Regions from separate parts of the Homo sapiens genome. Here region 2 is linked to region 1. A link is an interaction called in ENCODE POLR2A ChIA-PET data of the cell type or tissue named here. Cell type or tissue: MCF 10A. All regions are shown on one strand. Links, peaks and the distances in the headings refer to the core of each region. The heading gives the core; the rest is flanking DNA.

Region 1 (16,086 bases), core at 4,718-9,717:
ATTAATTTTTTAAAATTTTGTGCAAGGAGATTTTCTTTATAAATTTCAGTATGTATAGTAGAATAAAACCTCACTAGATTAAGATACAATGAAGTTATGGCACTTTAATATGTTTGTAGACTCACCTTGAATGCTGCAGCTACAAATGCAGATTGAAAATTGTGTTTTTCTCTAATTGTAACCAGCTTGGTAAAATTCAAACAAAACAATGTATGATAGTCCCTCAATTTATATGGCAGTTGCATTCCTGGAAATTTCAGTGAGTATTAAAGTCATACACAAATTCTTTCCTTCTTTTTCTTTCTTTCTTTCCTTTTTTTCTTTCGCTCTTTCTTTTCTTTCTCTCTCTTTCTTCCTCCCTTCCTTCTCTTCTGCCTTCCCTTCTTCCTTCTTTCCTTTCCTTTTCTTCTTTTCCTCCTCCCTCCCTCCTTCCCTTCCTCCATTTCTCCTTCCTTCCCTTCCTTCCTTCCCTCCTTCCTTCCTTCCTTCCATCCATCTTTCCCTTCTTCCCTTCTTTCTTTCCATAAAAGAAAACATAAGCCCTTTGCCTGGGTAATTATAAACAGGTTTCTCAGCAACATGAATGCTCTTAGAGCATTACAGTTCCCACACAGTTATTCTCTGTTGTGTGGAACCATCCCTTTCAGCACAGGCAGACTAGCATCTCTGGCCCTTGGCTCACAAAGACTCCCCATAATTTCCAAAATGCCTTCCAGAAGACAGTGAAAACCATCTTCCCCACACACCTTGAAAACCATTATTCTAGAACCTAGATGGATTTTATCTTCCTTTTTCTCAAACCAGGCTTGCAGCTAGCAGCCAAAATAGAAACACCTGAAACTCATTTAACACAAATGTCTTTGACTGACAACTTTATCTCTTTCTTCCAGGGATAATTTACCTCTTGCTAGAATAAGTGCCTAATATAAGGTAGAAAATTATAGAATTCTAAAATTTAGCAGCAATTTTGATAAGAAGAATTTTGCCTGCAGAACCTTCCAAGTCGCCTCTTGCCATTTGTTCTACCTACAAAGCACATGTGAGGCCCAGAAGGTGGTTTTTCATGCCTTTAATAACCATCTGGGCAGCAGCAGGAAGTTACTGACTTTTAGGAAGATGACATAGACCTTAAGCTAAGGCACCTGGGCTAGCTCAAAGAAAGGCAAACTGTAAACTGTACTTAAATATGTATTCATTCAGGGCCCCAAGGGAAATAGCACACTCAAGTTAGGATAATTCAAGGAGGTACTAATAAGGGGGTTGTTTAGAAAGCTATGGGTAGGGTGAGGAAAACCACAGCAATAGTGCAGGACTTTAAGAGCTATTACTATCCTTGAGCCTCAAGGGATAGGGGAGACAGGAGTTCCTGAAACCTCTTAAAAAAAAAAAAAAAGCACTCATAGCTGGGCGCGGTGGCTCACGCCTGTAATCCCAACACTTTGGGAGTTCGAGGCAGGCGGATGACCTGAGGTCAGGAGTTTGAGACCAGCCTGGCCAACATGGTGAAACTCTGCCTCTACTAAAAATACAAAAATTAGCTGGGCATGGTGGTGTGCGCCTGTAATCCCAGCTACTTGGGAGGCTGAGGCAAGAGAATCGCTTGAACCCGGGAGGTGGAGGTTGCAGTGAGCCAAGATTGCACCACTGCACCCCCACCTGGGAGACAAAAGTGAAACTCTGTCTTAAAAAAAAATAAAATCACTCAGGGCAGAGCAGCTGCCTTGAGAGGACTCATGTACTTTATGGAAAAATGCAGTTAGTCCGAGGTGACCCTACATGAAGGGAGTTGGGGAACTCTCCTTCCTCCCTCTGTTCACTATTGGAGAGGAGAAAGCCAATGGGAATCTAGAAGGCAAGGAAGACTGTTGATGTAGGTCACGGAGGTCCACCTCCTGGGCAGGGAGGAGGGTGGAGAAAGTGGAGAGCAAACCTGGAGGGAAAGCAGCTAGGTATCTGTTGTGCTGGACGTTTTCTAACTTCTTTTATGGAACTTCTGGAATGGTAGCCCATTGTTAATTGATAGTCTTAATCTTGCCCCTTAAGGTAAACATATTTACCTACTTTTAACATGTATGGACATTACCCAGTTGAATGTATTGTGCATAGTGTACAATTATGTTTGACAAATGAAAATGGAGCAAACTGTGCTTGAGACTACAGGTCAAGAAGATGAGAAGTGTCTGGTCTTGGCCACAGACACAAGACGATGAATAGAAAGTCACCATTTGAAAAGCATTGCAATAAGAAGTAAATGTGCTGCCGCAGTGGCGCCAAGGCCTACCAACTTCAGAAGTTGATCTGCTGCAAATGCGGCCACACTGACAAGAGCAAGAGAAAGTATAACTTGAGTGCCAGGGCTGAAAGATGAAATGCCACCAGTACTGGTCAAATGAAGCACTTAAAAATTGTACACTGCGGCCGGGCACAGTGGCTCATGCCTGTAATCCCAGCAGTTTGGGAGGCTGAGGCAGGTGGATCACCTAAGGTCAGGAGTTTGAGACTAGCCTGGCCAACATGGTAAAACCCAGTCTGTACTAAAAATACAAAACAATTAGCTGGGTATCGTGGCGCGCACCTGTAATCCCTGCCACTCATGGGGCTGAGGCACGAGAATTGCTTGAACCTGGGAAGCTGAGGTTACAATGAGCCGAGATTGTGCCACTGCACTCCAGCCTGGGCAACAGAGTGAGACTCTGTCTCAAAAAATAATAATGATAATTGTACACCTCAGATTCAGGATGAATTCTGTGAAGGAACAACACCTAAACCCAAGAAGGCAGCTGTTGCAGCATCCAGTTTAGCTTCAGAACGTCAACAATTAGTCATGCAAATAAATGTTCTAGTTTTAAAAAATAGAAATAATCCTGGCTAACATGGTGAAACCCCGTCTCTACTAAAAAATACAAAAAATTAGCCAGGCGTGGTGGTGGGTGCCTGTAGTCCCAGCTACTCAGGAGGCTGAGGCAGGAGAATGGCGTGAACCTGGGAGGCAGAGCTTGCAGTGAGCCAAGATTGTGCCACTGCCCTCCAGCCTGGGTGAAAGAGTGAGACTCCGTCTCAAAAAATAATAATAATAATAACTAAATAAACAAATAAAAATAATAAAAATAAAAAAATAAATAAAAAACAAGATGCAAAGTGGAGTTAATAGAAAACAGTTCTAGGAGATTACTGTTAAGACTCAGACTATGCACTGATGTTCAGTCCTTAGTAATTGGTGGCAACCTGGTGGAGAGGGAAGACCACAGGCTGTGGAGTTGGACCTGGGTTTGAAGATTGGCTTTGCATGCCTAGCAGGATGTAAGCTTGGCCCACTGACTTCACTTCTGAGCCTTGTTCTCCATGTCTGTCAAGTGCAGGGGAAGGGTTAGTGAAATCTATCTTATATTTTTATGGACACTAATGAGATTGGGAATGAAAACGAGATGCCCATAAGCATCAGTGCATCATAGGTACTTGGCCAGTGGTTCTCAAAGTGTGGTTCTCAGACCAGCTGTATCAAGATTGCCTGGGAATTTATAAAGGAATGGAGATTCTCCAGGCCCAGCAATCAGCATACTAAAGCTTGAGAACTGTGTTAGACTTTCTGGGATCTAACGAAGAAGGCAGGACAGATTTTGTTAGATGTATTACACAAGGGGCAGGCACCTGTGCACAAAAAGACCCCACAAAAACACAGAAAAAAAACACAGAAGAGGTGCTTTTTGTTTTGCTCTCTGTGTGATAAGCTAATCTGATAAGTGAGAAGTCCTGTTCTTTCTATAACTGGGTAGGTAAGTCTAATTTGGAGGTCAAGTATTGAAGCTCATTGTAGCCACATGTCTAGGCCACCTCCTCCAATTTAGCTTCTATCAATAATAAAGTTAATATTTTGATCTATTTGTTTGATTCTTGCATTGCATCTACTTTTCAATTTGTTCTGGTACGGGAGAGAAAAGGAGTTCTTTTAAAAATTATACTCTGTGGCTGGGCACAGTGGCTCACGCCTGTAATCCCAGCACTTTGGGAGGCCGAGGTGGGCGGATCATGGGGTCAGGAGATCAAGACCATCCTGGCTAACACGGTGAAACCCCGTCTCCACTAAAAATACAAAAAAATTAACCAAGTGTGGTGGTGGGCACCTGTAGTCCCAGCTATTCGGGAGGCTGAGGCAGGAGAATGGCATGAACCCGGGAGGCAGAGCTTGCAGTGAACCGAGATCGTGCCACTGCACTCCAGCCTGGGGGACAGAGCGAGACTCCATCTCAAAAAAAAAAAAAGAAAAAAAAGCAATTATATCTGTGATAGCCTCCAAAATTACCCCCTAATAATCCCAATTCAGGTATTCCCACCCTCCCTTGTGGTTCCAGAGTTAGTTTGTGTGACCAGTGCAATATGTCATTAGACATTAGGTCTCTCTGTCTCTTATAGATCACTCATTCTGGGGGCAGCCCTCTGGCATGTAATGAGCAGTCCTATGGAGAGGCCCATGTGACAGTAGCCATGCGAGTGACACTGGAAGTGAAACCTGCAGCTCCAGTCAAGCCTTTAGAAGACTGCAGCCCTGGCTGACAGCTTGACAGCAAACTCATGAGAGACTCTCAGCTTGAACAACTCAGCTAAACTGTTCCTGGGTTCCTGGTCCTCAAAAACTGTACGAGATGAAAAAAAAGTTTGTTTTTTTAAGCTGCCAAGTTTTGGGATAATTTGTTATTCTAATATATTTTTTAATACCTGGAAGTAAGGTGCTACCATAATAAATACCTAAAATGTAGGCACAGCTAGGAAACTAGACAGTGGAGGTAGCTGGAAAGAATTTAAGAAGCATAGCAGTGAAAGTCTCAGGAGCCTTGAACAAAACATTAGAAAAACTTTGGACTTTGACCAGGCTGCTGGTGGAGGTTTAAAAGAAAGTGAGAAAAATCTTGTTGAAAACAGAACAGGGAATCCTTACTATGGAGTGGCATAAATCTTAGCAATATTGTTGTCTGCAATAATGTGGGTGGTGGGAATGTACCTGGTAAACTGGGTGATCTAATTTGCTATTCATAAAGACATAAAGATTCTCAGCTTTTACAGATGGTGAAAAATGCTAAATTAAGAAATGGCTGAAGGACAGAGGTCAAATCCTGGGCACCATCATGAAAACATAATCCAAAGATGAAGCTGAGATGTGACTATAAATCCTTTGTTATGACCTCAGAAAGATCAAAAGTGGTGCCTCAGAGTACCAGTTTGGTCACACAAAGGCCCTCTAAAGTTTTTAAGGCTGTGACTCACAGATTCTTTCAAAAACAGGGCTCCTGAGAAGCTTAAGAGCATAGTTTTTCAGCAGAATCACAAGGTGGGAAAGGGATTATCTCAAAAAGATTTTTGGGCGTGACTTTTGTCTAATGGAATGGACCCCCAAAAATTCATAGGTGATTCACAAATTTTTTAAAAGAATTATATTAGTAGAAACATTGCCAACTAGAACTCAAAGGGATAGAGACAGTATGAAATGAAAAAAGGCCTTGGTACTCACTTTGCCCCTGTTTCACTGCAGGTTAAGAAAAAATTTCAGCTGCATACATGTACTAACTTTCATGAAAAAGAAAGAATAGCTAAGCATGGTGACTCACTCCTGTAACCCCAGCACTTTGGGAGGACAAGGTGGGAAGACCACTTGAGCCCAGGAGTTTGAATCAGCCTGGGCAACATAGCAAGACTCTGTCTCTTTTTAAAAAAGGATGACTCTGAAGGGGAAGCTAAAAGCCTCAGAGAATAACTCATGCGTAGAAATAGGACTAAATCCTAAGGCGATTCCAACATTTGCCTGGCTGGATTTCAGAGCTGCTATGGGGACATAGTAGTGTGTCCAGTACCTTTCCTTTTTGAATATTAATGCATATAGTGTTTATTCCTGTTCCACCATTGTGTGTTTGGGGTGTGTGTGTGTGTGTGTGTGTGTCTATGTGTGTGCGTGTTAGTTTCAGATTGAGAGGAATTATACCCAAGGAGCTAGAGTTAAGAAATTATACCTAAGGAACCTCTTGTGTACCTGGTCCTGATTTAAATGACAAGACTCTAGACTTTGAGTTGATGCTGTAATGAGACAAGAATTTTAGAAATGTTGAGATGGAGTGGACGTGTTTTGCATGTTGGAGGGACTTGATTCACTGGAGCCTAGAAGGCAGACTATGGTAGCCAGCCCTCAAGATTGTCTCCTCCTGGTATTCATACCCTTGTATAATTCCCCTCCCACATTGTACCAGAATTTATCTGTGTGACAGAATATGGCAGAAGTAATGATATGTCACTTCTGAGATTAGGTTATAAAAGACATTGTGGCTACCATCTCTCATCACTCACTCAAAGGGAAGCCAACCACCATGCAATGAGAATCTCAGGTAATGAGGACCTGAGACCTGTTGTCAATCACGTGAATAAGCTTGGGAGGAGATTCTCCAGCCCCAGTCAAGCCTCAGAAGACTTCAGCCCTAGGTGACAGCTTGATGATAATCTCGGGAGGCAGAACCACCCAACTAAGCCACTCCTGGATTCCTGACCCTGACCCTGACCCTAGAAACAGTGTGAGGTAATAAACGTTGTTTTAAGCTCTTAAATTTGGGGGTAAATTTTTAGGCAGCCATCAATAATTAATACACACCTCTAATGTATTTGTACTTACACCACATACCATGGGATCTCACAAAAGAGCAATTTTAAAGCTTGCTTGGATAGCCGATATCTTTATTTTCAGAACATATTCTTCATGCATAAAGAAGCAAAGACTCTTTCCTTCAGTATAATCCTTTTGATAGAAGCGAAAACTTAAGTCTGGCAGTTTTCCTAATATATGTTTTTCACACTTTTCCTTTATTTTAGGCAATTCTAAATAGACAAAATCAACTTGAGAGTGTTCTTGGATTTAATTTAGAAACAACCCCAGTTAAGCTTTTCATAAAACTTTTAAATTGGGCTGGCTTTTATTTTAGGAATATGAATGTTCTTGGAATTCTTCCAGATCTCTAAGCAATAATCTTTTACGCAATCCCCTTTATTTTGTTATGAAAAAAGAGCCTAGGTAGTTCTTTTAAGGTTTACTTTTTTGTAAAGGTATCTTTAAAACATCCAGATGCCTCTAGACATTCAAGATAGAACGAGGCACTCACAACTTCTATCTGCCTATGTTTCATCTATTTTTCTATGCTGTTGTGTGAATTTTGACGTTTTATTTTGTCAAGAATAGTGGTGAAAAACCAATGAATTTTTAAGTGATTGAGCTCTAACATTTCCTACATTCTCCTTCCAGAAAGTAAATACACAGTAATTATCATTCATTATTACCTTCTCCATCTGACAACTGCCTTTCACCCCTCAAATTATTGTGCATTTCACATTCTTTTTTCTACCTAGGACTAATTTGTCCAATCAACCGGACATCTGTTTTTCTTCCCCTTTTTTGAAAACAGGCTGCTTCTATGTTTTCAGGGCCTTCCTTTCTAGAACATGTAAGAACTTGTTCTCAGACTACTTGTAAGCAAGACACTCTCTGAGGTTACAAGTCTGGAAGCACTTTCTGAGAACAATTAAAAGATCTGTCTGCCTGTTAGGGCGTTCCATGGGAATGTTACACTCTTTGGAAGAAAGCTTTGTGTAAGCAACAGTCACTTCTACATAGACAATACAAATGTCACTTCATTTATTAACATTACGTGTCTAGATGATTGACTGCCCTTGGAAAAATATATATGGAATGAGGCAAGCTTATTAAAACCTAAATAACTCTGAAGATCTCTTACTTGGTCTGTAAACTTTCTACTCTTATAGCTCATGCATTTTCACAGGAAACAAAAGCCCTTAAAGGCCAAATTTCCACAACAAAACAGTGAATCTTTTCAGGATATAATCCTTCAATTCTTTCCTAAGTACGTTTAGATAATTTTTTTTTCTTTTTTTTTTTGTTTTTGAGATGGAGTTTCACTCTTGTTGCCCAGGCTGGAGTGCAATGGTGCGATCTTGGCTCACTGCAACCTCTGCCTCCCGGGTTCAAGCAATTCTCCTGCCTCAGCCTCCCAAGTAGCTGGAATTACAGGCATGTGCCACCACACCTGCCTAATTTTTGTATTTTTAGTAGAGACGGGTTTTCACCATGTTGGCCAGGCTGGTTTTGAACTCTGGAACTCAGGTGATCTGCCCGCCTTGGCCTCCCAAAGTGCTGGGATTACAGGGGTGAGCCACCGTGCCCAGCCCTTTTAGATAATTTTTAAATCAGGAAATATATGATGGTGATGACCACATGTGACACCCCAGCCATGAATAAGTTCTTGGCCTTTCTTTTGACTTTAGCCTCATTCTTCCCCTTATTTTCTTTTTCCTACTTTCTTCACCTACTTCTCTGTTTCTCCGTTTCCCTTTTCTGAATCACGCCATGATGCCGTAAAGGAATCTCCTTGGGATCTGGTGCTGGATGCAGTCTAGGGGGTGCCCTTTGTCAGAAGAGGCTGAGTGGAAAGGAAAGTGGCCATAAGCAAGCTGGTCAGTTCCCAGGCAACCAGGGAGGAAAGACAGGGTAGGAATCTGAGGAGCCTCACCAGGGAAGCCCCAGGCCGTGGGTCCCAGCCTTTTGCCTTGAGCCTCAGGAGAGCTCCCATGAGGAGAGCTAGATCCAAGGCTCCACTTTCCTTTCAGTGCTGTGTTTTTAAACTCTCCTCATGTCTGATTAAATGTATATGGGCAGCTATATTGGAGAGGAACTAAAGGGCTCTAGGAGTTTCTCACCAGGTTCCTTTTGTATCTCTTTTCACTAGCAGAGGTGTCTGCTATGGGTAGGATTCCCTCTGGGGTTCCCTTTGACCAAGCTTCTGCAGCCAGAAGCACTGAGGAGGGCACTGGGGTGATGGGACTGACCCTGAGGCCCTGATCACAGGACTCCTAAGTAGGAGTTCCTCTGAGGAGATATGCTAGGACCTGGTTTATCAAACCAGCAATGGGATATCTGGAAAAGCCGCTGGGGGGCTGCCAGGACTGCTTCTCAACATACTGTGTGTTAACCTGCATTAACACTGCACGAAGCAGGAACTTAGAGTTTTCTGAGCTTGGCTCAGTTTGTGTGTAACAACCAGGCTGAGGTTTCAGGGGTGGCTCCATTTGGGGTTTAACCTGCAGACCAGAGGAGGGAACAATGAAAGACTAGTTGTGTTTCTGTGTTTCTGTGGTCTGGAAGAGGAGGTGAAGAGAGCGTAGGACAAATCACTGAGTGTTCATGTCAAAATATCTGCAGACTGCTCAGCTTGGTTGCTGTTGAGCTCCCTAGTTCAGCAGCAGCAGGTCGAGGACCAACACTTATCCTCGGATAATAATGACTACTATTTATTCAGTCCTCCCATGTGCTAGATGACATATTAGGTGCTTTATGTGTACAACCTTAGCAATCCTTTAAGAGAGGTGATATTCCCATTTGTCAAATTTTAGAAAGCTAGTTAGACAGTCCAGAGAAGATTAGTGGTTTGTTCAATGTTAGGCTTCCAATAAGTGGCCAAAATTTTAACTTTGGTACACAGTTATCTTTGCTAAGACATCATATGCATTCCTAAAAAAAAAAAAAAACACTCTTCAGTTAGCAATATAGTATACTTAAAATAATAGGGCTTATGAGAAAAATGGGGTTGGTGTTAGAATTAGGAAGTAAAAAACCTGAGAGTGTAATACAAATAGAAATACTAGCATGGCTGAATCTCTGTAAACATTTGCCTTTAGCATCACAGACAGCCCTTTGCAGCCTTATATCCTGGGGCTCAGGCTTCTTGTAGGTCCTTGGGGCATTCACTGCCAATAGAGAACATAGGCATCGACATTAGAATTCTGATCTAGGGTTTCAATACAGAGGGATGTCTCTTCAAAGCATCTTCAACTGCACTCACAGCTTCACCAGATAGTTTAATATAATAGAAAACTTAGTGGCTGGTTTAATGGCTTCAAGAATCACTACCTCATTGAAGGTCTTCACTGTATGGAATATACAGGTTTTTCCCTAACGTACTCATATATTTCTTAGATTTTCTTCCTCCCAGTAAAAAAATTTACCCTGATCACCTCAAATGATGGGTTGGCAAAAATCGCATATTCACCACCACAACTTCTGCATCATGATCTTCAGTACCCAGTTTACCTGTCACTTATGAGATACTGTTGCATGAAAGGAAAGAAATGCTGCTTCAGATAGAACCAGACTGTTTCAGAGCCCATGTGATTTCTTTTGTGTTCTAAAGAGTCCTCATTGGCCTTGAGGGAAGTTTAGACAGGCTGGAGCGTTGATAACTGATAGACTATTTTTTCTCCCCACGCAACCACCATGGCATGATGCTACTCAACAAAATGTACAGTGGTTTTTTTCATTTCATGTAATACCGAGACTATGTTAAGATTTTGTGATAGTCAGGCCGGGCGTGGTGGCTCACGCCTCTAATCCCAGCACTTTGGGAGGCTGAGGTGGGCGGATCACGAGGTCAGGAGATCGAGACCATCCTGGCAAACACTGTGAAACCCCGTCTCTACTAAAAATACAAAAAAATTAGCCGGGTGTGGTGGTGGCCGCCTGTAGTCCCAGCTACTTGGGAGGCTGAGGCAAGAGAATGGCATGAACCCGGGGGGCAGAGCTTGCAGGGAGCAGAGATAGCGCCACTGCACTCCAGTCTGGGCAACAGAGCGAGACTCCATCTCAAAAAAAAAAAAAAAGATTTTGTGATAGTCTCAAATGCTTTTTACAGCTGGTTTGTTCAAATTAGGATCCAAATATGGCCTAAATATTACATTTGATTATTATATCTGCTATGTATTTTATTCTATACCCTTCTGCTGTTTTTTAATACAGTTGATTTGTTGGAGAAGTCCATTCTTCATACCACAGAGTATTCCATATTTGAATTTGGCTGATTGCTTTCTCATGATGGTTTTAAAAAGTAGTTCCTTTATTCCTCATATTTCCTATAAACTTATTGTTAGATCTCGAAACATGTTCAATTTGGTATGAATACTTTGTAAGTGGAGCTTTATAGTTCCTATGGCATTGTATCTTGAAATACAATGTCAAGGCCTATCTAATTTGAGTGATGCTAAAATTGATCAGTGTATTAGGAAGTGGCAGCTGGATCCCTCCTTTACAATATTTATCAACCATTGATTATCCTAGATCCATAGTATCTCACTAAAATTGAAAGATAGTGATTTTCTAAGCCTATCATTTCTTCTGCATTTGTTAGCTGGAATTCTGTGAAGCACATGACCTCAAGTCTTTGGATAAATGGAAACGCAGCTTATGCCGGAAAGGTAAAATCTTGATTCTTTTCTTTTATTAATTTTGAGAGTAGGCCAGGAACAGTGGCTCCCACCTGTAATCCCAGCACTTTGGGAGGCCAAGGCAGGTGGATCACTTGAGGTCAGGAGTTTGAGACCAGCCTGGCCAACATGGTGAAACCCCATCTCTACTAAAAACACAAAATTAGCTGGGTGTGGTGGCGTGCACCTGTAATCCCAGCTACTCAGGAGGCTGAGGCAGGAGAATCGCTTGAACCCAGGAGGCAGAGGTTGCAGTGAGCTGAGATCACACTACTGCACGCTAACCTGTGCAACAGAGGGAGACTTCATCTCAAAACAAACACAAAAAAAATTGAGAGTAGAGTTGGTGCCCTAGCCAACTCAGATGGTGACCAATGCGTTGATCCCTGAGTATTGTTGTGAACTACTGAATGTTTATATATTTATGTTTCAAGCAGTGATATTGTTCCTTTTGGCTTGAATTGTCACAACTTTGCCAGCAGAAGCCTTTTCAGTTTAGGTCCTGTGTACTTTTGACATGACCTCTTTAAAGTTTGATTATTTCCCTGCTTTCTGGCAGAAAATTATGTCTTACTCATTTTGTAAATGTCCTGATGTGGACCTAAAATCAACTATTTCTCAAAAGGAATTTCTTTTAGTGGAGAATGATATTTAAAAATCACAATTCAGGCACTAAAGGGGATTTTACTCTTGAACAAGAGCTGATTGCAATCACGTAGGTTTTTCTTGGTGCCATTTCAATTTTCTAGCTGTGCACTAATAGTTATAAATGTTTTTCCTGCAAATTCTTTGAGAGAAAATATCATTATTGCAAATATAAAACTTGGTATTCTTGACTCCATTTTTCCTTAGGAAAAATTTTTTTCTGCTTCTTTGATAACATAAATATTCTTTAGAAATAAAACTATTTAGTTTAGCCAAATGAGTAGAGAAGTGAACGGGTAGAAGTACTAGGGAACTACCCTAGATATTTCAAAATGCTCAACTACAAGGTTTTGGACTCAGAAGCTATGCTTCAAAATTTGTTTCTGTTTTCAAGTATTAACAAATTTAAAAGCATAAACATTTGTTCATTTTTTGGTAGGAACCTTAATGTTTTCCATTTTGTAGATTATTTTAGGTATATGGATATTAACTATTTTGTTTCTATCCTTGGTTCAGAAATCTGTTCATTTTATTTGTGGCTGTCATTTGCAATTCTTTAAATTAACACATGAAAAGAGATCCAATTCCAACTTTATTAGTAGACAAATGATATGCAAATTAAAACAAGAATATTTTTATTACAACAAATTAGCAAAGACCTAAAAAATTATACTCCATTCCAGGAAGTTTTAAATGACAGTCTCACTTTTTTATGCATGCCCTGCTATCAAGTTTCTGGGTTTTGGGTTTTTTTCTACTCGATATGTCTCCCATTTTCTCCCTTCCTCAATTACAGTATCAGGGTCCCCCTCACCATGCCCTCTATTCTGACCTGCCAGGGTTGAACAGACACAAAGATGCCCAGCATAAAATTCAGGAGCCCATGAATTATTCTCTGTAAAGGGCCAGATAGTAAATATTTCAACCTGTGAGAGCTAAGCAGCAAAATCAAGATATTATGTAAGTGCTAAGAGTACAGTAGCTCACGCCTATAATCCCAGCATTTTGGGAGGCTGAGGCAGGAGGATTTCTTGAGCTCAGGAGTTTGAGTCTAGCCTGAGCAACACAGTGAAACACCATCTCTCTCACTCTTAAAAAAAAAAAATGGTAGCTTGCACCTATAGTACCAGCTACTCAGGAGGCTGAGGCAGGAGGGTCACTTCAGCCCAGGAGGTTAAGGCTGCAGTGAGCCATGATCATGCTCTTGTATTCCAGCCTGGACAACAAAGTAAGACTGTATCTCAAAAAATAAATAAAAAATAAATATAAAATGTCACCATTAAAGATGTAAAAATCTACTTTTAGGTTGGGGAGCTATACCAAAATAGGCAGCAGGCTATATACAGTTACCAACCCCCGGCTTAGATACTCCTCAGAAAGGACTTATTGCTCAGCTGAGAGGAGGAGTATTATCTAACAGCCCCCAGCAATGAGTTTCATCACGGTCCACTCCTCAACCCACCCTGCCCCTCCTCTAAACCCATTCCACCTCTCCCAGTCAATGACGGAGAGAGGCCTGGTCTCCTGCCGACAGCCAGCAAGGAAAAGCAACCTGAGTCCTATAGCTGTAAGGAACGACATTCTGCCAACAACCAGAATGAACTAGAAAGTGGATTCTTCCCCAGAGTCTCAAAATAAGAGTCCAGCTCACACCTTGACTTGGGCTTTCTAAACAGAGAACCAGCCAAATTAACCCAGATTTCTGAAGTATAGACCTATGAGATAGTAAATGGGAGTTATTTTTAGCTGCAAAGTTTGCAGTAATTTGTTATATAGTAATAGAAAATTAATAAACTGAGAATTGTAGTTTGCAGAGGATAGCCCCTGTAACATGGAACAGACAGGGGAAAGACAATGAATGGATCTGGGAGCAAATAAGCCAATGGCCAGACAGACCTTATCACAACTTTGTTTTGTACATCCTTTAGCCTAGATGTTTTTGGCATGTATGGCTCACTCTACGTTGTCTCAATGAGTAAAGAGATTTATTTGTGATGATGACTGGGATGTTAGGGATTTCGGCTAATTATTGTTAGTTTTATTGGAGAAAGACTTTGTTAATTGGTGAATGGCTATGTGAGCCTTTTCTTTCTGTCTGATTCTCTCCCCTCTGCTGTGGTGTTTGCAATTGAGGAACAGCTACTAAGAGGTGGCAGCTGCAGAGAAAAGTCCAGAGCCATACAGATGAGGCTGGGAACTCTGACTAGCACTGAGTATTTGAAAGAGAGCTTGGCGAAAGTCTGTTACTACATGTAGCAGATACCTGTGACTGCATATAGGGAGTGAAGGAGACAGCCAAAAGTGCACTTGAGGATAACAAATGGCCAGCCCCTACATGATCACTCATGAAAATCCAACAGAACCCAGAAGTCTCACTTAGCTTTAAAAAATCCATTATTTTTTTCAGACAGAAGCACTTAGGGAAGCAAAATGGCTTATTTCAGCATGAGAAAGCAATGTAACAGTACAGCTAAGCTTTGAGGGTCTCCTGATCAAAAATTTGTGAGACTAATAGCTTACACAGGAAAGAGATGATAGCCCTTTTGAATGCCTTCTGAGCGCTCTTACGAGATGCGCAATCTAATTGTGGTGTAAATACCAGCTATTGATGGTGGGTTTTGTTCATCGGGTTTGTGCTACCACAGTACCAGAGGTCTGTATCTATTAGTGCTAGTAATGTATGGATGACCAGGGCTGGTGCAGACATCTCTGCAGCAATAATAAAAGGTAAGAAGATGCAGACAAAGCTGAATTTATTGTGTTTGAGAAGATATAGAATTCAATTTCCCTGATAACCAAGCTTAATTGCACAGAATTATGAGAGCTCATTAATGAAACCCAATATAGACAGTTTATATTAGTAATGGCATTACATTGATTATCTAATTTCAGAGTAAGGAATTAAAGGGGGCCAAATTAGGGATTATTCTGCTTTTACGTAACACCTGTAGTCAGGAAAAATAAATAGCTCCCGTTATTAAACTAAAGCTTTTGTATACAAAAGAATGCTAGATAATAAATGTAGAAATAATGATGGAAATAGAAAATATTTTTGCAAGACATTATGAAATAATCAATCCAAACAAGGATCAATAATGAATGCTAAAACTGTTAGTTGAACAGTCAACAGAGAACCAGATATTCAAAAAGCACCAAAGTATCACCCTTAAAATAACAAGTAATTTGCTATTACTTGTTTATAGCAAACGGAGGAAAAAGTACCCTTTACCATGGAGAAATATGGCTATTATCACTAGGTAACTTACTATCTGATTGTCCCACTATTAATGATGCTGTGTGACTTCTGAGGTAATGCTTTATAAATTATATGACAGCACCTGTCAATAATATTTAAGAGATAATGTTTAAGATGGAAATGGAATCTAAAGGCTGGATTAGATTCAAGTTAAAGGAAATTCAAAGCAGAGAAGAACAAATTAAGGTACACTTGAACACATTCAGAATATGGGACAGAATAAGACAGCTGTTCTGGTCTCAAAAAAAAAAGTTAATGACAAGGAAAAAAGGAAGAGGAGCTAGGTTAAGGGACTAAACAGGCAAAACCAATTCAACATGGGATTCTTGAGTGGATTTTGGTTTTTAAAAAAGCTTTAAAAACACTTTGGGTTAATGGTGAATTTTGAATATGGAATATTCAAATATCAGGCAGGGTCCTCGCAGGAAACCGATGGCAAACTCAAAAGAACTTAATCATGAATCAGTTAAAGAAGGGACTATTGAGGGATGTAGGCAGAGCTAATGGAATCAATAGGGGGTGCTGAGGCACCCAGGGCGCAGCAGGGAAGCTGTCACCAACTGCTGTTAGACCCAAAGGAGCAGGCATGGGGGCAGTTATGAGTGTCTAGTCACAGCTGGAGCTGCTGAACAGAGTACAGCTTCACAAGGGATACAGTGGCAGATGCAGCCAGTACCGGACAAGGAACTCAGCAGGGAGGAGCAGAGAGAGTATCCCAGCCACTCTCCCACCCTCTGATCTCTTGCCAGGGCTCACCATTGGCCTCTGATGCCTTGTAGGTGCCTCCAGTTGGCTGACCCCAGTTGGAGTCCTGGCCACCCATGGCAGTCTGTAGAAATAAGCCTTTTGGAGCTGAGAGCAAAACAGAAAAAAGTGGAGAATGCATC
Region 2 (16,086 bases), core at 6,369-11,368, 53 kb after region 1:
CCTTAACATTCCAGGCTAACATTCCAGAGTTGACTTCAGCCTTCAAGAGTGCAGCAGGGTCCAATCAAACCTCCTGTCATAAACTTTTTGGATGCCCTTGGGTATGTGTAGATATTAACTGGGTTGCCAATTTTATCTTTTTCCAAACAACTATTTTCATCTCCTGTTGTCTCATTACTGCTTCTCTGGGTAGCCGAGGCCCTTTGCTCTAATGTATATAATATATAGTACAGTCCCTTCCTTAATTCCCCAAAGCCTAGTTTACATTAGGCTGTAGGGCTGAACAAAACCTTACCAATGACTTGAGGATGACATAAGGAAATTACTTTGTTTAAAAGAAATATTCCAAATGGGATATTGTTCATCTAGGTCTCAGACTCAGACAAGCACAGCCTGTCAGGGTCTCTTGCTAACCAGTTCTCTCCTATCCGTCAGGCTAATGGTCAATTTTCTTTTGTTTTTGTTTTGTTTTTTGAGACAGTCACACTCTGTCACCCAGGCTGGAGTGCAGTAGCATGATCTTGGCTCACTGCAACCTCTGCCTCCCACGTTCAAGCAATTCTCGTGCCTCAGCCTCCTGAGTAGCTGGGATTACAGGTGTGTACCACCACGCCCAGCTAATTTTTGTATTTTTAGTAGAGACGGGGTTTCGCCATGTTGGCCAGGCTGGTCTCGAACTCCTGACCTCAAGGGATCCACCCGCCTCAGCCTCCCAAAATGCTGGGATTACAGGCATGAGCCACCATGCCCGGCTGGTCAATTTTATTAAAAGCATCTTATTAGACAAAACAAACCTGGAATTTATGTTAATTTTTTCATCCCCTTACATGCTTATAATTGTAGTTTATATGTAATATTCACTCCCTGACCAACTGCAGTTTAACTTCTGTCCCTACCTTACCATGGACTCTCCTCTTAGTTAAGTCAAAGACACCCTCACTGCTAAATCTAGGATTCCATTCGTACCTTCCTTAACCTCTTCAACATTTGACATAAGCCATGCTGCCTGCTCCCACTGCACTCCTTCCTTCCCTACCTGCTCAATGCCTCACCACAGCCACAGAAGAACAATCAGTTAAGACCACCACAGTCACCCTGCAGAGATGTAATTCACCCCACAAACATGATAAACTACCTGCTTAATAATGTAAAAACTTAAGTAACTTTCCAAACTATCAATTTTAACCAATTTTGGGGTCATGAAATCAATTTAGAGAGTTTCAAGGATCACTTTTCTTAAGCTACATAGAACTGAATAGAGACCATCAGAGTGTATTCACGTAGGAAAGCTAAGTGTTTTGTACCCAGTATGTGTATATGTATATCCACTAGGTCATGATAGTAAATATATTTCTTATTGTGGGTGGTCAGAAAAGTTTTTAAAAAGGCACTGATTTGGGTTTTCCTGAAGTTAACTCTATTATTCCAAAATAGAATCCAAACTTTAATTTGGAAAAAAAAAACTCAATAGAAATTTTGATTATGAGGCGATGAAGAATCGTCTTTAAGATTTCTGCTGTCGCAGCTTAAATAACTGGTGAAAGTTCAGGCAACTTTAAAAATGTTATTTTGTCTCAAGAAAGATGACAAGGCTTTTCATGGCTGGTCTCTTCCTCTCCAGCCTCATTTTCCCCGTTTCCTACTTTGCAGAGTGTATCGTGGCCACGCTGAGATTCTTGTATCTTCTCTTGGCATGATGTTTTCTTTTGGCTCCAGGACCTTGAAGATGCCATCCTGTTACCTGGAACACTCAGATGTCCTCCCTCTCCTTCTCTGCTCAAAGCTTCCTGTGGCCCACTCTGTCAGCCTTCTTATCCCAGCTGAGTCATGGCTCTTTTTAGAAAACCTTCTCGGACTTCAAGCCAAGCTGTTATTGGAATTTGCCGCCTGTGTTCAATGGTCAATGATCTCCAAGTCACTGCAATTTAACGTTCACCCTACTGATGACTCTGACCTTGGTTTGGTCGAGGACAGCATTGCTGCATCTATACTGTCATCCTTATCCACCTAAGCTCTTCAGCATTTGGCATAAGCCATGGGTGTCTTGATGGGTGACTAATGAAGCAGACTACACAGCATTTCTCACCTGTTTTATTACTGTATCATTTATCCTCTCCCAGATATCTTTAGATACTGTTCACCTAATTTCTCCTCCATCTCCCCATTAGAATTCTAATAACCCAGATACATGTCCATTTATGCACTGTGGCCCTTTGGAGGATCACAAACCATTACATAATATCTCAGATTTTATATAATCTTAGATTATGTGAATCTTTTTTTTTTTTTTGCTCCATAGGAACCAATTTTTACCTCCTTGTGGGCACTATCACCCCCAGTGAGAATGCATGCAATAAAATAAAACTCTATTTGTCCTCTTGAGAGGGATAAGAAAAAAAAATAGTTCCCACTCTTTAATAAAAGAATGTGGATTATTTTCTGTATATTATGATGTTTTGATATGTTAAAAACCTTTCCACCTGGAAAGAGACTGCACCTCCCAGGGCTGGCCAATCCTTAGAGACAGCAAAGGGCTCAGCTGGGAGTGTGCCTTTGATACGCAAACTGCCCAACCCAGAGCCATCTCTCCTCTATGTGGCCCCTGCACTCCAGGACACAACATTCCTCTGCCTTAGTCAACCAAAGGCCAGGTACCGGGCAATTGGAGACATCCTGTAGCTTAGGGCCTGCTGAAATTATTCAAACTAGCCAGTTCTAAACTGTTCATCCTGCCCTGCCTTTCCCTGTGGAAACCCCAATAATGGCTGTGGCTAAATCTTCCACTTGCTCCTGTCTTCTGCCTCCTGACTGCTTATGTCTTCCTCTCACCCTCCATAGCCAGTTGTCTCTAGGACCTGTGAGTATAACATACTTTGTTTTCCCGAGACTCTCTCCTGTATCTCCTCTTGTGACCACACCGCCCTGATCATGGCGTAAAAGAATACAAAAAAAGGTAAAATAGGGTTCTATGGGCTGGGCACAGTGGCTCACGCCTGTAATCCCAGCACTATGGGAGGCCGAGGTGGGCAGATCACGAGGTCAGGAGATCGAGACCATCCTGGCTAACATAGTGAAATCCCGTCTCTACCAAAAAATACAAAAAATTAGCCGGGCATGGTGGCGGGCGCCTGTCATCCCAGCTATTCGGGAGGCTGAGGCAGGAGAATGGTGTGAACCCAGGAGGTGGAGCTTGCAGTGAGCCGAGATTGCGCCACTGCACTCCAGCCTGGGCAACAGAGTGAGACTCTGTCTCAAAAAAAAAAAAAAAAAAAATTGGGTTCTATGATGGATAACAAGAGTACTTTCCCTAGATAGTTGGAAAAGACTTGGCTGAAGAAGTAACACGTGACCTGGAGCCTGAATGATGAGAAAGAGGCAACTTTAAGACAACTTGAAAGTCAAGTTTTCAGAACAAAAGGGACTCCAAGTACAAGAAGCCTGAGGAAGAACCAAGCTTAGAGTGTTCAAGGGACAGACAGGAGGCCAGTGTGGTTGAAGCAGGGGCACCACCATTTTACCTGTGGTCACCAGCATGCATAAAATGTACAACACGAAGACTGAACCCTAGTGTGAGGTGGAGGGGAGCAGGGCAGAGGGGCCAGATTATAGGTTCTCAAAGGCCATGGTAAGAATTTTATATTTCATTCTGGTTGTGATGAGAAACTTCTGACTTCAAGTTTGAAGCAAGGGAGTGACATCATCTATGTGATGCTCTAGAACAACTGCTCTAGTTACAAGGCGAAGGATGGACAGGAGGGCAGGAGAAGGAAGCCTGACAGATTCTCCAAAAGGACAAAAAGTCAACGTAGCTGATGATCATGATGAGGGCAGTCACGCTTAGGGCTGGAGTCAAAGGGCAGTTTTGGGAAAATTTTGGGAAAATGGCAGAAGTAGAAGTCTTGAATATCGCATCAGAAATGTGATGCTCATTTTTATTTTTTTCTTTTCTTTTAGATGGAGTCTTGCTCTGTTGCCCAGGCTGGAGAGCAGTGGCACGATGTTGGTTCACTGCAACCTCCGCCTCCCATGTTCAAGTGATTCTCCTGCCTCAGCCTCCTGAGTAGCTGGGATTACAGGTGTCCACCACCATGCCCTGCTAATTTTTGTATTTTTAGTAGAGACGGGGTTTCACCATGTTGGTCAGGCTGGTCTTGAACTCCTGACCCGCCTCGGCCTCCCAAAGTGCTGGAATTGCTCATTTTTAATCTCAGCAGCTCATTCACAGATCATACATGGAAACTTATCACTCACACCTAAGCCTTCTTTGCCTGTCTTAGAGATCCCTGGTGCAAGAAACTGTAAGATTATTTGACACATTTTCTCTGTCTCACCCTAACAGCCTCTTTCTAGTATTTGTTTTAAAAAACTTATTTTTTTTTTTTTTGAGAAGTTTTTTAGAGCAAGGGTTTGGGGAGACAGAGGGATGAATAAGTGGAGCCCAGAGGGTTTTTAGGGCAGTAAAACTACTCTACATGATACTGTAATGGTGGATACATGTCACCACCATGCATAAAATGTACAACACCAAGACTGAACCCTAGGGTGAAATATGGACTCAGGCTGATAATGATGTGTCAGTGTAGGTTTATCAGTTGTAACAAATGTACCACTTTGAGGCTGGGAGCGGTGGCTCATGCCTGTAATCCCAGTACTTTGGGAGTCCAAGGTGGGCAGATCACCTGAGGTCAGGAGTTCAAGACCAGCCTGGCCAACATTGTGAAACCTCGTCTCTACTAAAACTACAAAAATTAGCTGGGCATGGTGGCGGGTGCCTATAATCCCAGCTACTTGGGAGGCTGAGGCAGGAGAATCGCTTGAACCTTGGAGGTTGAGGTTGCGGTGAGCTGAGATGGTGCCACTGCACTCCAGCCTGGTCCACAGAGCGAGACTCCATCTCAAAAAAAAAAAAAAGTACCACTTTGGGGGTGGTGTTGATAATGGGGGAGGCTGTACATGTGTAGGGGTAGGAGGCATGTAGGAAATGTCTGTAGCTTTCCCTCAGTTTTGCTGTAAATCTTACTAGTGTTTGAATGCCAAATCCTTAAGATCATATCTATTTCTTGTCACTGGCAGTGAGTTCTGTTCTTGACTTTCCACTAAGAGCAGTACTGATGACAACATCCCGCAGTATTTTATGAGCCGGAGAACATTAACATATCTAAAAGAGTACATTTTCCTCTGGAGGGCCACCAGCCTGTAAACTGCAGGTCAAAAAGCTGAGTGTGAACAGCATTGTTAGGACATGTTTCTAAGTGTATGCCAATATGTCCACAGAGGTTTTTTTAGACTTATAAAGCGAGCTAAAGAAGACTTTTGTTCCATTTTCTGATTTTTAATTTATATAGACATTTTTTCATTTGAAGAAAGTGCATATATTTTTAAAGGAAAGGTACTCTTAAGTCTATCCATTTAAGAAAATATTAATCTCCATGGAGAAGAAATTTTCCATATTTTAAAATTTATTGTGTGTAGGTATATTCCATATACACTCTATAAATAAAAAGCACACTGGCTGGGCGCAGTGGCTCATATCTATAATCCCAATGCTTTGGGAGGCTGAGGCGGGCAGATCACCTGAGGTCAGGAGTTTGAGACCAGCCTGGCCAACATTGTGAAACCCTGTCTCTACTAAAGATACAAAAATTATCTGGGTGTGATGGCAGACGCCTATAGTCCCAGCTACTCAGGAGGCTGAGGCAGGAGAATCACTTGAACCTAGGAGGTGGAGGTTGCAGTGAGCCAAGATGGCACTACTGCACTCCAGCCTGGGCAACAGAGCGACACTCCATCTCAAAAAAATAAATAAATAAATAAAATAAAAAGCACACACTATCACAAAGAAGATGGTGGCAAAAATAATAATAAAAATAGTAAGTAAATAAATAGCACAGAAGTATTTACAGTAAAAAATTAGGTCTCCTTCCAGCCCCCACCTGCCAATCACTCTCAGGAGGCACCCACTGTCTTCAGCTACAAAGCTTTCAGAGAGATTTTATTAATATAAGCAAATACATACTTTTTAAAAAAGTATAAATAAGGCCTGGTGCAGTGGCTCACGTCTGTAATTCCAGCACTTTGGGAGGATGAGGTGGAAGGATCTCTTCAGGCCAGGAGTTAGAGACCAGCCTGGGCAACATAACAAGACCCCCATCTCTAAAAAAACAATCAAAAAAACTAACTGGGCATGGTGGCATGGTTCTATAGTCCCAGCTACTCAGGAAGCTGAGAGTGAGGGATTTCTTGATTCCAGGACTTCGAGGCTGTCACCCACTCCAGCTTGGGTGACAGAGCAAGACTCTGTCTCAAAAAAAAAAAAAGTATAAACACTAGCATATCATATATTGCCCTGGACTTTTCTTTTTGATTTAACATATCTTGGAGATTCTTCCATAGCTGTGGATAAGGAGTTGCCTCATTCTTTTTCAGGGTAAGTTTAGTATAAAGGGTGATATAGTGGGGAAATTATATTTAATTTATTTTTGCCAACTCAGTAGCAGAGCTGTGACAAGATTAATCCTTAGATTTTTGGAGGTTCATATCAAATCATTCAAAGCTTTGACATTTTTCTCTTCTTTGTGGCTCTATTTTCATCACTAAAATTCCCCATCCTATGCCCCTGCAGCCCCCATCTGACGTTTGTCACTTCTCTAGCTTAGTCATCTGATCTAATTTTGATGAGTCAGATGTAAATAAACCCAGATAATGTGTCTTTTAGCCCAAAAGACTAAAAGATAAAATAAAAGGAAATGCATAGGACACAGGGCAGTTTGTTGAATGGCTGAGATTTGAATATGTGTGTATTAATTCTTTCTGAATTACAGCTAGATTCTGCCCTCCCCAGCTTTGTATCTGGAGACGAGGGAAAATGTGATCCCAGTTCATATTATGAGTGAACATCTCTGACTGTTCTAAGAAGTCCTATTCCCTTAGATTACTGAAGTTCACAGGGAGAAAGCACCCACCCAGATATTTTTGGTTTTTGTTTGTTTGTTTGTTTGTTGAGATGGAGTCTCACTCTATTGCCCAGGCTAGAGTGCAACGGTATGGTCTTGGCTCGCTGAAACCTTTGCCTCCTGGTTCAAGCGATTCTCCTACCTCAACCTCCCAAGTAGCTAAGATTTCAGACATAAGCCACCATGCCCAGCTAATTTTTGTGTTTTTAGTACAGACAGGGTTTCACCACATTGTTCAGGCTGGGCTTGAACTCCTGACCTCAGGCGATCCACCCGCCTCAGCCTCCCGAAGTGCTGGGATTACAGGCATGAGCCACCGCACCTGGCCTCACCCAGATATTTTTCAAATACCATTTTCGATTCCCACTCTCTTTCTTGAAGTAAGCAAGGCAGACACATTTGCCAAGGATAACTGAGAATGTAAGGGCAATCCATGACTGGGCAGCTTGTGCAGGCTGTGTGCTAAATGCACTGGGAAACATGCCCTATAAATAGCCGTTCATTGTCAGCATGTGTGAAAAGACAAGAGAGCATTCCGTGCTATGATTCAGGCCTAATTAAGTGATTGCGTCTGGGCACGGCTATAAACCACTAGCTGCTTCAACTGGTAATCCAGTCAGTAGGCAACTGCAGGGGCTCGCCACTGACTGAAGGCAGTGGAAGGTTGGCAGAAGGAGGCTGTTCAAGGCTGTTTTTGCCTTCACTATGGCAAAAATCATTTTGAGGCACCTCATAGAGATTCCAGTGCGTTACCAGGAAGAGTTTGAAGCTCGAGGTCTAGAAGACTGCAGGCTGGATCATGCTTTATATGCACTGCCTGGGCCAACCATCGTGGACCTGAGGAAAACCAGGGCAGCGCAGTCTCCTCCAGTGGACTCAGCGGCAGAGACGCCACCCCGAGAAGGCAAATCCCACTTTCAGATCCTGCTGGACGTGGTCCAGTTCCTCCCTGAAGACATCATCATTCAGACCTTCGAAGGCTGGCTGCTGATAAAAGCACAACACGGAACCAGAATGGATGAGCACGGTTTTATCTCAAGAAGCTTCACCCGACAGTACAAACTACCAGATGGTGTGGAAATCAAAGATTTGTCTGCAGTCCTCTGTCATGATGGAATTTTGGTGGTGGAAGTAAAGGATCCAGTTGGGACTAAGTGACATCGTATCGGTTCCTGTTCAGATGACATGGGGAAGATGATGGTTCAGCCACTGGTACTACGAGAATGTTTGTATTACCCACATTTGAAATGATTTGCTATGATTTTTATGAAGATTAAAAATATATACACAGTTCCTGGTATGTTGAGGTTGTCTTTATTATTCTTACTCAGAAAGGAAAATTTGTAAATATGTTTGTGTGGCTCAAACTGATACTATTCTTACAACTGAAACATTGAAAATACAGAAGGCTGTATTTGGATATTAGAGAGGACTCCGAATTGTTTCTTATTATTCCAACAATGCCAGCTGCATTTGTAATCACTGATGGCAAAAGAGCTATACCCATTTAAGGAATTCCTATCCATTTTATGAAAATCTTTTATTTTGCCAAAAAGAGTTGTGATTCCCTTCACTCGATAAGCTTTTCTTTTTAATGTATTTTAATTAAAATGAGGTTTTATAAATATGGAGTGCAAAAATTAAAATACAGTATTTGGAAATTGGGTCTGATATCTATTTATGATTTAGTATAGTTGTTACTGCCTTAAAGGTCAATGGGAATTTTCAGATATAAATCTTATTTTTAAAAAGTTCAAATATGTACCTCATTCATCTTTTTAAAGATATACTGAATCCTATCTGAAGTGTTTTGACTTTTTAAAGATAGTATAAGTTCTATGGACACGTACAAAATGTTCATGAGATATGTATTTACATATCCTCTTGTAAATTAATATGAAGCTTAAGGACACCACTTTTAAAAGTTTGATTGCTGAATTCAGTGAGTTTTAATCTGTGCTTTTTAGATGCTCCATAAACTTAGATGGCAAAATGTAACACATCTGCTATCTCTGCATAATCCTTAGCTTTAAATAGCCTGGCAGCCAATGGAAGTTCAACACCTGAGCTTACACTGCGTGTCTGAGTTTACACAGCACATCTGATGATTGGTGCTTATTATATTCTCCCAAACTACTGCCTTGGCTCAAGGTGGAGACATTGGTAGAGGTTAAGGACTAGTGCCTTCAACAGCTGCTCTGGGACATTCCAAAGGTTTGCTATCTCATTCTGTATACATTAAGTATTTCTTCAGAGGCAGTGGCTGCCTGCCTTTTACCCCGCACTGAATGTGAGCTGACAAGCAGCCCAAGGACAGTGCTAAGAATAGACATGGAATGCAGGGTGTGGAAAACACCAGGGCAAATGCAGATTGCTGACAGTATCCCAGTACTCCCCCACGTTGTTTTACTGTAGCTCAAGTTAAAATGTAAAAGACATGAAGCAATAGAAAAACGAATCAAACAGTTCTAAAAGTTATTTTGAAAACAAATGTAATCTGAGAAGAATGTTTACTGTCTAATTAAATTGAAAAGATTTTGCAGTTATATGCATATCTGAGGTTTATGCCTATACATGGAGGTTTGTGTGTCCAACTCAGATATGAAAAATTTTGTTTGACCAAGTGAATATCACAGATCAGCTTGGCTGCATAACAAAGTTAATAGCAGTCGTTGAGATTCCAGATCTACTAATATGATCAGAACTGGGATACCATTTGTCTGGATTATCATTCTTTCCCAGTGATTGGCAGAATAGTGTGAAAAGAAACTAATGTGGTGAGAAACAAAAAAACCCTCTCTTTCGGCCTTGATCTTACTCTAGATGAGATCCTCCTCCCGGGAAAATTCAGGAGGTGAAATTCCTACCATGAGGAGCCACTGATAGAAAATATTCTCTTTAAAAATAAAATTAAAGTAAACACATGTCTAATGAGCTCTTGTTTTTACAAGATAAATTTTAAAGTCTTATAGATAAGATATAGATAAGTTTTAAAGATAAATTTTAAAGTCTTATAGCCATTTTTTTGATTTGGGAAATATACCAAACACTATAAATAATAAAAATCATCTATGGTTCTTCTGCTACCATGAGGCAGCTATTTTAAATATCTTGTTCAACAACAGGACTACATAAATACATGTATCACTTTTCACAAAATTAGGATTATATCTGTATGGAGTTTGATATCCTGATTGTACTGGCTACTGTCTGTTGCCCTCCCCACTCCCACCAAGTCAAACCATTCTCTGCCCTTCTCAGCCCCACTCTGAGCCCAAGCAGGCTGACCCTGATGGGCCACATCATTCTAGTTTCTGGTTGGGTTCAGCCAATAAGAGGCACTGACTGGAGACCAGAGATTGCAGAGAGATTAGTGGGCAAGAGGGGAGAATGGTCAGGGAATTCTTCTGTCGCCCTTAACCTGCTGCAGACCAAGGCCCTGTCAGGGCTGCATCCTTCTATGACTGAGTTCCTCCAGGGCTGCCACTCTCACAGGGCTTAGGGTTGTAACACTGTCTCTTCCTTTCGTCTGTTCAAAAGGAGGAGGAGGGGTGACTCTCTGCTCTTTCTTGTACCCTGTGTGTCACTATCCCTTATTGATTCTCCTTACTTTGCCCACTCTCTCATAAATGGTCCTTTAGGCAATGGAATTGTTTTCTGCCAGAACTCTGATTGTTTGACCTTTTAATCAATTGCAGAGTAAATGCATGTGATAGCAAACATTTAAGCATACCTTTAGAAAGACCCAGTACGGTAGATGTACCTGAATGTGTGTTTCAAGTTAGGCAATCTGTGCATGGCCAACCTGGAGATTCGTTTTTTTATCTATACATCTGAGCCCCCACCCAGCCTGTTCCATGGAATATGTGCCGTACAGGAGATTGAGGCCTTGAGTTTTGAGTTAAATGATGGTTGCCAGGTGGAGTTCTTTCGATGGAGGGTGTTAAGTGAAAGTGCTGTAGAAACTGCATAATGTTTGCAAGCAGTTGTGTTCTCCCAGCCAGCCTGCCGCTACTGGACTCTCTCTTCTGTATTAACCCCCTAATAAAACACCGCATTTCATCTGCTGGCTCTGGGTCTCTTCTTTGGCCTCTTTAACCTGGTGCTTTCCCTATTGGGGTTGATAGGTGTTCATCGCAACAGTGACTTTTTAAAAATTAGTGCATCGCTTTCTTTTTCTACCAAACAAGAACTGATTTGTAATGGCTATTCACTGTTCCAACAAAGCTTAATTGTATTAGCATTTAACCATTTCTTTTCATTCTTGGTTCCAGTAGGAAACAGTTGGACCCTATCAAATTGGAAAAATTCAAGAAGGGTTTATTTATAAAGAGACATTACAGGCTGGGCATTGCGGCTCACGCCTGTAATCCCATCAGTTTGGGAGGCCAAGATGGGTGGATCACTTCAGGTCAGGAGTTCAAGACCAGCTTGACCAACATGGTGAATCCCAGTCTCTACTAAAAATACAAAAATTAGCTGGGCATGGTGGCACGTGCCTGTAGTCCCAGCTACTAGGGAGGCTGAGGCAGGAGAATTGCTTGAACCTTGGAGGCAGAGGTTGCAGTGAGCCAAGATGGCACCACTGCGCTCCAGCCTGGGTAACAGAGTGCGACTGTCTCAAAAAACAAAACAAAACAAAAATAAAAAACAAGAGAGAGAGAAACATTACAAAGGAGTGGGGAGGGCATAGAGGCACTGCAAAGGAAAGCGGAGTAATCTGACGTTCAGTGTGGAGTTGTTACGTCCCCCAGGTCCAAAGGGATGGGAGGAGGAAGCAGGTCTCAGAAATCAAAAGGAAAGTCGCATAGAGGAGACTACCAGCTGTGACTTTCATCTGAGGGCATGACCAGTCCAAGGAGACCTCTTACAGGGAGGGAGCCAGGAGAACAAATACTTCCTCCTTCCCATCTCCTGCTAGGGTCCCCCATTGGCTGGATCTGACTGGAGGCCAGAGGGCATGGGAGTCCTGTCATCTAGTTCAACGGCCCCCCAGGGCAAAGGGCAGGATGGAGAAAAGTGAGGATGACCCTCAGGGGCAGGAGGATAATATCCAGTACTCCAATCAAATGAGTCCTATTGTCAGAGTTCTCTGTTAGAAAGTCTCTTTCTACAAAGTAAAGCTTGGGATGAGGATGGGATGAGGAAGAGCTGACACTTTATTTGGAAAGTGTCAAGCCCAGGATAGTAAAGATGAGGAAATAGGGGAAATGAGACAAGGAAAAACTGGGGAGCTAAGATGGTGTGATTAGGGGATGTGTCACTGTGCTGACCACCACGCCACAGGGAGCTGTGAAGAGGCTCAGCATGTCTGTGGGCAGGGATGTTGGCTCAGCACAGGGAATCGCTCCATGGAGAAGTTTTCTTCAGGGAGAAACAAATCTTAAAGAAGTCCCCAGGAAAATCAAGGGGAGAGAGGGAATTTGCTCACCTTATTCTCTACAATATCCCATCTCCTATTAGTCAAGGTTCAGCTCACAGGGGATAAACTTTCCTGTACTTCTGGGTTCTATCATTCAATGCCTTGTTGGAAACCAGACCCTGATGATGTGACATTTCATCCAAGCTGGGAGCAGAAGAATGACAGCATGATTAGGAGCAGAAGAATGACTCAGCATGAGTAGGGCTCAAGGCTTCAGTCAGTGGACTCTTGCTGCCTTGGAAGCCTGGCAAAACTGCTGGCAAAAGTGGCAGCAGCATGGTCTGGGAGGCAGGCGATGCCTTCAGAAACAAGGTGTCAGTCAAAAAGATATGCAAGGTTTGTATCCAGTAAACCTTAAATACAAAACTGCAGGAAGAGAATGCCAGGCAGATCAGACAGTCTTATATCATCTACTGCTCTGCAACCTACACTGCCTTCAGATTTTATGGACCCTAATGTCACTTTATATTTTGATCTAATTTTTAATCCACTTAGGTGCAAAGTTAGTCCTCTTAAACATCTCCAGGATTTTTCTTTTTCTGTAAATTGTGGACCAAGGTTGTGTGTTTATTATTTAAAGCTGTCTGCCAGAAAGCTAGAAGTCAATGAAGATTTTCAAGATTTTTGTTCTCAGTGATCTCTCCAAGTCCAAACTGCACTGAGGTATCAGGGAACCTGCCCCAATATTCATGTAGGTTCTTTTCCATTTTCCTTAAGTGTCAGCCAGCTTGAAAAATAAAGGGACAGAGTACAAAAGACAGAAATTTTAAAGCTGGGCGTCCGGGGGAGACATCACATGTCGGTAGGTTCTGTGATGCCCCACACGCCGCAAAAACCAGCAAGCTTTTGTTAGGGATTTTCAAAAGGGGAGGGAGTGTGCGAATAGGTGTGGGTCACAGACATCAAGTACTTTACAAGGTAATAGACTATCACAAGGCAAGTGGAAGCAGGGCGAGATCACAGGACCACAGGACTGAGGCGAAATTAAAATTGCTAATGAAGTTTCAGGCACCATTGTCGTTGATAACATCTTATCAGGAGACAGGGTTTTTGAGATCAACGGGTCTGACCAAAATTTATTAGGCGGGAATTTCCTCTTCCTAATAAATCTGGGAGTGCTATGGGAGACTGGGGTCTATTTCATCCCTGCAGTCTCAACCCTAAGAGATGGCTACGCCCAGGGTGGCCATTCATAGGCCTACCCTCAGGCGTGCATTCTCTTTCTCAGGGTTGTTCCTTGCTGAGAAAAAGAATTCAGTGATATTTCTCCCATTTGCTTTTGAAAGAAGAGAAATATGGCTCTGTTCTACCTGGCTCACCAGCAGTCAGAGTTTAAGGTTATCTCTCTTATTCCCTGAACAATTGCTGTTATCCTGTTCTTTTTTCAAGGTGCCCAGATTTCATATTGCTCAAACACACATGCTGTACAATTTGTGCAGTTAATGCAATTATTACAGGGTACTGAGATGACATACATCCTCCTCAGCTGACAGGATTAAGAGTTAAACTAAAGACAGGCATAGGAAATCACAAGGGTATTGATTGGGGAAGTGATAAGTCTCCATGAAATCTTTATGTTTAGAGGTTGCAGTAAAGACAGGCATAAGAAATTATAACAGTATTAATTTGGGGAACTAATAAATGTCCATGAAATCTTCACAATCCACGTTCTTCTGCCATGGCTTCAGCCGGTCCCTCCGTTTGGGGTCCCTGACTTCCTACAACACTGAGGTCCCCCACTTGTCCTTGGCCTATTTTTCTCACCTACTTGTCCTTCAAGGTAGAGACACAGTCCTGGAAATCTTATTTGGAAAACGAAACATCAAAAACAGAAGAAACAACATGCTTCCCAGCTAGCTCTCCTCATTATCCTTTCTGCCATCACAGCATACTGTGCCCCACACTATGAGCAGCATGCCAAAAGTGCCTGGTTCCTACCCAAAATACTTCCTGAAAGATGTCCAGCTAGTCCAAGGCTACTGTTAGCCACCAGCGCACTGACTGCATTTGGCAATCGCATGCACTTACCAGGCACGCTGGCCCTTCTCAAAGAGCCACCTTGAAGGGTTTTGTTTGTTTGTTTTGTTTTTTTGCCTGAGTGTCTCCTGTTTGCCCACTGTGTGCAATTGTGTTTGGACCACGTCTTTTAGCATTTTCTGATATTGGGAAGACAGTACAGTGTTATGAAAGACTGAGAACTTCAACTGGAGTTCCACAGGTTTTTCTTTCATGAAACATTGCTTTAACACAATCCTATTCAATTTCCATACTTACCATGAAACCCCAAACGAGAAAAATGTATGGAGGTCTTGCTTTACAGTAGGGTGTTACTCAGTAAGTTACAAAACACATCTTGGCTGTAACCCTTTGCTGGGAGGCGATGAGGCTCTGGATATGAGGAAGGAAAATGGCCAGTATCAGGGATATGGACAATGCTTTCTTCCTTAATTCCTGATTCTCCTAAGCTTTTGCTATAGGCATAGCCTCTTGTCCCTGGAATGGATTACCTAAGTGTACACTTGTCACTGTTGAAAATGTTATATGGATGGGGACAGGAGGTGGGGTTGGAAGCATCATATATGGAAGCCCTATGCTTAAAAATATGTAATGGGATCATGTATGGTCAGTCTATGTAGAGATTGCTAACAAGTGATCAAAAAAATCAGTGGATTGGGTCTTGTGTTTGTCCCTATTGATGTGATTATCTGAAAGTTGATCTGTTAAGGACCTTAGCAAGTCAAAAAGTTATTTTCATTTATTTTTTATTTTATTTTATTTTTTTTTGAGATGGAGTCTCGCTTTGTCACCCAGGCTAGAGTGCAATGGTGTGATCTCAGCTCACTGCAACCTCTGCCTCCTGGGTTCCTGGGACTACAGGCGTGTGCCACCACGCCCTGTAGCACAAATTTTTTTTTTGTATTTTTAGTAGAGACGGGGTTTCACCGTGTTAGCCAGGACAGTCTCGATCTCCTGACCTCGTAATCCACCCACCTCGGCCTCCCGAAGTGCTGGGATTACAGGTGTGAGCTACTGCGCCCAGCCAAAAAGTTATTTTAGAAAACATATGAGGCAAGGAAAATAAAATGAGAAAAAACTGGGAAGCCAACTTGGTGTGATGATGGGATGTGTTACTGTGCTGGTTACCATGTCACAGGGAGCTGTGAAGAGGCTCGGCAGGTCTGTGGGCAGGGATGCTGGCTCAGCACATGGAACCGTTCCATGGAGAAATTCTCTTCAGGGAGAAACAAATCTTAAAGAAGTCTTAGCCAGTTGCTAGGCTCATGCCTGTAATCTGAGCACTTTGGGAGGCTGAGGTGGGAGGATCACTTGAGCTCAGGAGTTCCAGACAAGCCTTGGCAACATGACGAGACTCCATCTCTACAAAAAGAACAAAAATAAGCCATGAGTGGTGGCACGTGCCTGTAGTCTCAGCTACTCTGCAGGCTGAGGCGGGAGGATAGCTTGAGCCTGGGAGGGTGAGGCTGCAGTACAGTCTAGGCAACAGAACAAGACCTTGTCTCAAAACAACAACAACAAAGAAAACCCAAGAAAATAAAAAACAAAAACAAAAAAGTCCCCCAGGAAAATTAAGGGAATAGAGGGAATTTAGCATACAACCTCAAATTTTTAAAAACCCATGATTTCCACTAGTTTAACAAAAATACTTTTTACTAATGATCATAGTTCTCTTCAGAGTCTGTCAAATAATTA

What was found. ChIA-PET counts read pairs that join two places held together with the same protein. Peaks named below come from ENCODE experiments on the same cell type or tissue, not always from the same donor. Only the 100,000 strongest peaks of a DNase experiment are listed, where the experiment ranks them.
Region 2: POLR2A ChIA-PET joins it to region 1 with 5 read pairs; 6 of 35 experiments call an interaction of 5 or more read pairs at or near these places.

What each region holds. Positions count from the first base shown.
Region 1 is chr5:54,397,233-54,413,318 of GRCh38, forward strand. It overlaps LINC01033 (long intergenic non-protein coding RNA 1033), which reads left to right. Exons shown (of 5, transcript NR_126379.1): 2 at 4,411-4,633; 3 at 6,291-6,556; 4 at 11,223-11,289. It also overlaps the pseudogene RPL37P25. Among named protein-coding and RNA genes, the nearest start is that of HSPB3, 50 kb to the right of the region's middle. In MCF 10A, for the core only: no CTCF peak of the experiment used is centred there; a DNase peak (open chromatin) is centred at 7,519.
Region 2 is chr5:54,448,132-54,464,217 of GRCh38, forward strand. It overlaps HSPB3 (heat shock protein family B (small) member 3), which reads left to right and starts at 7,568. Exons shown (of 1, transcript NM_006308.3): 1 at 7,568-8,246. The coding sequence starts at 7,659. The coding sequence ends at 8,111. In MCF 10A, for the core only: no CTCF peak of the experiment used is centred there; a DNase peak (open chromatin) is centred at 9,260.